2 separate regions of the Homo sapiens genome follow, and region 1 is linked to region 2. A link is an interaction called in ENCODE POLR2A ChIA-PET data of the cell type or tissue named here. Cell type or tissue: PC-9. All regions are shown on one strand. Each heading gives the region's core, and the rest is flanking DNA. Links, peaks and the distances in the headings are about the cores only. Region 1 overlaps ITCH (itchy E3 ubiquitin protein ligase). Region 2 overlaps ITCH (itchy E3 ubiquitin protein ligase).

Region 1 (2,911 bases), core at 165-2,664, 130 kb after region 2:
TAAAACGTCCTCCATGTTCATCTATGTTGTCATAAATGACAGAATTTTGCTTTTTTAAAAAATGTCTGAAGTATTCCAGTTTGTTTATACACCACATTTTCTTTATCCGTTTACCTGATTATGGACACATAAGTTGATTCCCTATCTTGGCCCTTGTGAATGGTGCTGCAGTAGACATGGGAGTGCAGATGTCTGTTCGACATACTGATTTCCTTTTCTTTAGATGAATGCCCCATAGTGGGATTGCTGGATCATATGGTTGTTGGGCGGCTGAGATGGGTGGATCTCTTAAGGCCAGGAGTTTGAGATCAGCCTGGTCAACATAGTGAAACCCTGTCTCTACTGAAAATACTAAAAAAAAAAAAAAAAAAAAAAAAAAATTAGCTGAGAGTGGTGGTACACGCCTGTAATCCCAGCTGCTTGGGAGGCTGAGGCACAACAATTGCTTGAAACTGGGAGGCAGAGGTTGCACTCTAGCCTGGGTGACAGAGCAATACTCTGTCTCAAGAAGTTAAGAAGAAGAATTTACATCCCTGCCAACAGTATATAAGAGTTCCTCTTTTTCCACATCCTTGCCAGCATTTGTTATTTTTTAATCTGTAACAGTTATTCTAACTGAGGTGAGATGATAGTTCATTGTGGTTTTGATTTGCATCTCCCTGATGATTAGTTATGTTTAACATTGTTATTTTGAGAGATATCTATTTAGCTCATATCCCATTTTTTAATGCATTGTTTTTCTTCTTTTTTGCTGTTGAGTTCTTGTATATTCTGGATATTCTTTGTTGGATGAATTGTTTGCATATACTTTCTCCCATTCTGCAGATTGTCTCTACACTGTGTTGATTGTTTCCTTTGCTATGCCAAAGCTTTTTAGTTTCATATAACCCAATTTGTCTATTTTTATTTTTGTTGCCTGTGCTTTTTATGTCCTCTTTATAAAATCTTGGCTCAGGGCCAGGTGTGGTGGCTCGTGCCTGTAGGCCCAGCACTTTGGGAGGCCGAGACGGGTGGATCACCTGAGGTCGGGAGTTCAAGACCAGCCTGACCATGGAGAAACCCTGTCTCTACTAAAAATACAAAAATTAGCTGGGCGTGGTGGCGCGTGCCTGTCATCCCAACTACTCAGGAGGCTGAGGCAGGAGAATCACTTGAACCCAGGAGGCGGAGGTTGAGGTGAGCCGAGATCGTGCCATTGCACTCCAGCCTGGGCAAGAAGAGCAACACTCCATCTCAAAAAAAAAAAAAAAAAAGAAAAGAGAAAAGAAAAATCTTTGCTCAGACCTGTGCCCTGAAGCATTTTTCCTGTTTAATCCATTTTGAGTTGATTTTTGTACGTTATGAGAGAAAGGGGTCTACTTTCATTTTTAGCATATAGATTTCTGTTATTCCAGTACCATTTATTGAAGAGAGTGTCCTTTCCCCCAATGATTGTTCTTTTTTTTTGAGACAGAGTCTCACTCCGTTGCCCAGGCTGGAGTACAGTGGCGAGATCTCGGCTCCCCACAACCTCCGCCTCCCAGGATCAAGCAATTCTCTTGCCTTAGCCTCCTGAGTAGCTGGGATTGCAGGCACGCACCACCACACCTGGCTAGTTTTTTTATTTTTAATAGAGATAGGGTTTCTCTATGTTGGTCAGGCTGGTCTTGAACTCCTAACCTTGTGATCTGCCTGCCTCAGCCTCCCAAAGTGCTGGGATTACAGGCATGAGCCACTGTGCCCAGCCAATGATTGTTCTTAGTGTCTTTATTGAAAATCAGTTGGATGTAAATATGTGGGTTTGTTTCTGGGTTCTCTCTTCTGTTCCACTGGTCTATGTGTCTGCTATTATGCCAGTACCATGCTGTATTGGTTACTATAGCTTTGTTGTATATCTTGAAGTCCAGTAGTGTGATGCCTCCAGCTTTTTGTTCAGAATGGCTTTGGCTATTCAGGATCCTTTGTAGTTCAGTATGAGTTTTAGGATTGTTTTTTCTATTTCTGTGAAGAATGTCATTGGTTGTTTTTGTTTTTGTTTTTGTTTTTTGAGATGGAATGTATCACTCTGTCACCCAGGCTGGAGTGCAGTGGCACATTCTCAGTTCACTGCAACCTCTGCCTCCCGGGTTCAAGTGATTCTTGTGCCTCAGCCTCCCAAGTAGCTGGGATTACAGGCATATGCCACCACACCCAGCCACTTTCTGTATTTTTAGTAGAGATGGCATTTCGCCATGTGACTGGTCTGGTCTTGCACTCCTGAACTCCGGTGATCCGCCCACCTTGGCCTCCCAAAGTGATGGGATTACAGGCATGAGCCACTACACCCAGCCGTCATTGGTATTTCTGTAGGGATTGCATTGAATCTGTAGAAATTTTTAATAGTACGGTTATTAGTGGAGTATTAATTTTTCAACCCATGAACATGGGATGTCTTTACATTTTTTGTGTGTTTTCTTCAGTTTCTTTTGTCAGTGTTTTATAGTTTTTGCTGTAGAGATCGTTCACCTCCTTGGTTAAATTTATTTCTAGGTTTTTGTTGTTTGTAGCTATTGTAAGTAGGATTGCTTTCTTGATTTCTTTTTCTTCTAGTTTGTTGTTTTATAGAAACGCTGCTGATTTTTGTATGTTGATTTTGTATCCTACAACTTTACTTAATGTGTTTATCAGTTCCAATAATTTTTTATTGGTGGAGTTTTTAAGGTTTTCTGTATATAAGGTCATGTTGTCTGCGAACAGGTATAGTTCAACTTCTTCCTAATTCTGATGCCCTTTATTTCTTTCTCTTATCTAATTGCTTTGGCTGGGACTTCCAGCAGTTTGTTGAATAAATGTGGTGAAAGTGGGCACCCTTGTCTTGTTCCATATCTTGGAGGAAAAGCTTTTAGTTTTCTCTGTTCAGTATGATGTTGGCTGTGGATTTGTAATATATAGC
Region 2 (2,911 bases), core at 94-2,593:
TTGGTTTCCTTTATAAGAATTAAGACAAAAGTATGTAAGGTTTTTTTTTTTGTATTTATAGTACTTAGCCAAATTCTGGGCTCATAATAAGCACTCAGTAAAGGCATGTTGACTTTTATGGCTGTAAATGATACTGGCTTTGAGTCAATATAAATTAGTTAGGGGGTTCACAGAATTGAATTGCAGCATTCTCTGGTTGGGAGGTTGGCTTTCAGCTAAAAACGTTAAGTTGGAAACTATCCTCACAACTAGAAGCAGTTAACCAGAAGCTGTTCCTGCCTCTATCCTCCTCCAGTCTAGCAGTGTACTGTCCTTGAAAAACTGCTGCCAGCTCAGCTTTTTTGCTTCTTTTCAGAACTGACTATATCCAGATCCTTGGTGTGCGTTTTCTTTTCCTGTCCCTAGGAGTCTCCAAGTTGCAGGGACTATCATTATGGTGACCCTTATAGGCTGGTGTATTTATATGGCCATCCTCATTTTGCCAGATAGCCGTCATACTCAGATTGGTGTCTTCCCATAATACGTATGAATCATTTTCCCTCAGTTCTTTCTTTTGTCCTGTCTGCTCCATTAAAAATTGTCTATCCCATGAAATTTTTAAAAGAGACTTTGTGCTTTTAGAGTCGCAAGGTCGTTGCAGATCTGATGTGTTTAACTATAGAGGTCAGCTGGGTGTGGTGGCTCACGCCTGTAATCCCAGCACTTTGGGAGGCTGAGGTGGGTGGATCACGAGGTCAGGAGTTCAAGACCAGCCTGACCAATATGGTGAAACCCCATCTCTACTAAAAATACGAAAGTTAGCCAGGCGTGGGGGTGCACGCCCGTAGTGTAGTCCCAGCTACTCAGGAGGCTGAGGCAGAAGAATCGCTTGAACCCAGGAGGCGAAGGTTGGAGTGAGCCAATATCATGCCACTGCACTCTAGCCTGGCGACAGAGCAAGACTCCATCTCAAAAACAAACAAACAAAAAAATATAGAAGTAATGTGTTAATGGACTCTCCTTCCTTTCTCAGGTACCATGCATTTCACGGTGGCCTTGTGGAGACAACGCCTTAACCCAAGGAAGTGACTCAAACTGTGAGAACTTCAGGTATGGTGTCATCCTGTGAGAGAAATTGGGGGCAAGAGTGATGCAGAGGCCAAGCTCTGGTCTTATACCTGCTGTGAGGAGAGAGCAGTGTTGATGCTAGCTGCATCAGTTGGTTGAACATATAGGCAGCTTCACTTGGTTCTGAAACCCAAAGCTGCCTCTGCAGGGATTAGCCTGTGAGCCACACTGTGCTCTTAATTTGGGTTTTCTGACTTTTCTGTTTTTGTAGATCCCTTATACATATGCATACTTTTTCTATTTGTGTTGTTTTATACACGTTTATCTCTGTATACTATCTAGACATGTGCATGTGTAGGATTAAGAGGTGGGTAATGAAAAAGAAGACAACATGGCCAGGTGCAGTGGCTCATGCCTGTAATTCCAGCACTTTGTGGGGCGAAGGTGGGAGGATCACTTGAACCCAAGAGTTTGGGACCAGCCTGGACAACATGGCGAGACCCTGACTCCACACAAAATAAAAAAAAATCAGCTGGTGTGGTGGCGTGTACCTGTAATCCTAGCTGATTGGGAGGGTGACATGGGAGGATCACTTGAGCCAGGAGGTTGAGGCTGCAGTAAGCCATGATCACGCCACTGCACTCCAGCCTGGGTGACAGAGTGAGACCCTGTCTCGGAAAAAAAAAAAAAAAAAGACAACATGGTTCAGTGCAGAAAGAATAGAGGACTTGGAAAGAAAAGATCTGGGTTCCGATTTGATTTTGCCACTGACAAGCTGTGTGACTTTCGGCGAGTTATTTAATCTTGCCAGACCTCAGTTTATACATCTGTAAAATAGGTAAGTATTGATTCCTGTCTCCATCCCTGGCATTGTTGTGTGGATCAAATAAAATAATACCTATTAAATCTTTAGAAAAGGAAATGAATTCATGACTTAAAATGTTATCTTGGCCAGGCACGGTGGCTCATACCTGTAATCCCAGCACTTTGTTTGGGAGGCCAAGGTGGGCGGATCACTTGAGGTCAGGAGTTTGAAACCAGTCTGGTCAACATGGTGAAACTCCATCTCTACTAAGAATACAAAAATTAGCAGGGTGTGATGTCATGTGCCTGTATTCCCAGTTACTTGGGTGGCTGAGGCAGGAGAATCATTTGAACCCAGGAGGTGGACACTGCAGTAAGCCAAGATCGTGCCACTATACTCCAGCCTGGGCAACAGAGTGAGAGTCTGTCTCAAAAAAAAAAAAAAGAAAAGAAATGTTATCTAGATCCACAAGGTGAGAGAAGTTGAGAGTAGTATTGTGAAGGAAAACATGAGGACAAGACAGATCACTTTAAAAGGTCAGGAGAGAAGGAAGACTACTGGGTAAGAAAAAAAAAGTAGAACATAAAGTTAAGCAGTAAGAGAATAGGGAGTGAATGAAGTTGAGCAGGTGAATTGTTAGATAAGAAAGCTGAGGCTGGGCGCGGTGGCTCACGCCTGTAATTCCAGCACTTTGGGAGGCCGAGGCGGGTGGATCACGAGGTCAGGAGATCGAGACCATCCTGGCTAACAAGGTGAAACCCCGTCTCTACTAAAAGTACAAAAAATTAGCCGGGTGTGGTGGCGGGCGCCTGTAGTCCCAGCTACTCAGGAGGCTGAGGCAGGAGAATGGTGTGAACCTGGGAGGCAGAGCTTGCAGTGAGCCGAGATCACACCACTGCACTCCAGCCTGGGCAACAGAGCCAGACTCCGTCTCAAAAAAAAAAAAAAAAAAACTGAATAGGAAGATACTGGTAAAATAGAACTAAAATATGATCCAGCATTGCCACTTTTGGGTATATATCCAAAGGAAATAAAATCACTTCTTCTTTTTTTTTTTTT

Evidence for each region. Peaks named below come from ENCODE experiments on the same cell type or tissue, not always from the same donor. Only the 100,000 strongest peaks of a DNase experiment are listed, where the experiment ranks them.
Region 1: POLR2A ChIA-PET joins it to region 2 with 9 read pairs; 8 of 35 experiments call an interaction of 5 or more read pairs at or near these places.

The regions. Positions count from the first base shown.
Region 1 is chr20:34,495,569-34,498,479 of GRCh38, forward strand. All of the region lies in intron 23 of ITCH (itchy E3 ubiquitin protein ligase), which reads left to right. Among named protein-coding and RNA genes, the nearest start is that of DYNLRB1, 19 kb to the right of the region's middle. In PC-9, for the core only: no CTCF peak of the experiment used is centred there; no DNase peak of the experiment used is centred there.
Region 2 is chr20:34,368,382-34,371,292 of GRCh38, forward strand. ITCH (itchy E3 ubiquitin protein ligase) reads left to right here. Exons shown (of 25, transcript NM_031483.7): 2 at 1,013-1,089. Among named protein-coding and RNA genes, the nearest start is that of ITCH, 6.6 kb to the left of the region's middle. RefSeq lists enhancers at 721-770, 801-850. In PC-9, for the core only: no CTCF peak of the experiment used is centred there; a DNase peak (open chromatin) is centred at 1,060; H3K4me3 peaks cover 530 bases; H3K27ac peaks cover 2,500 bases.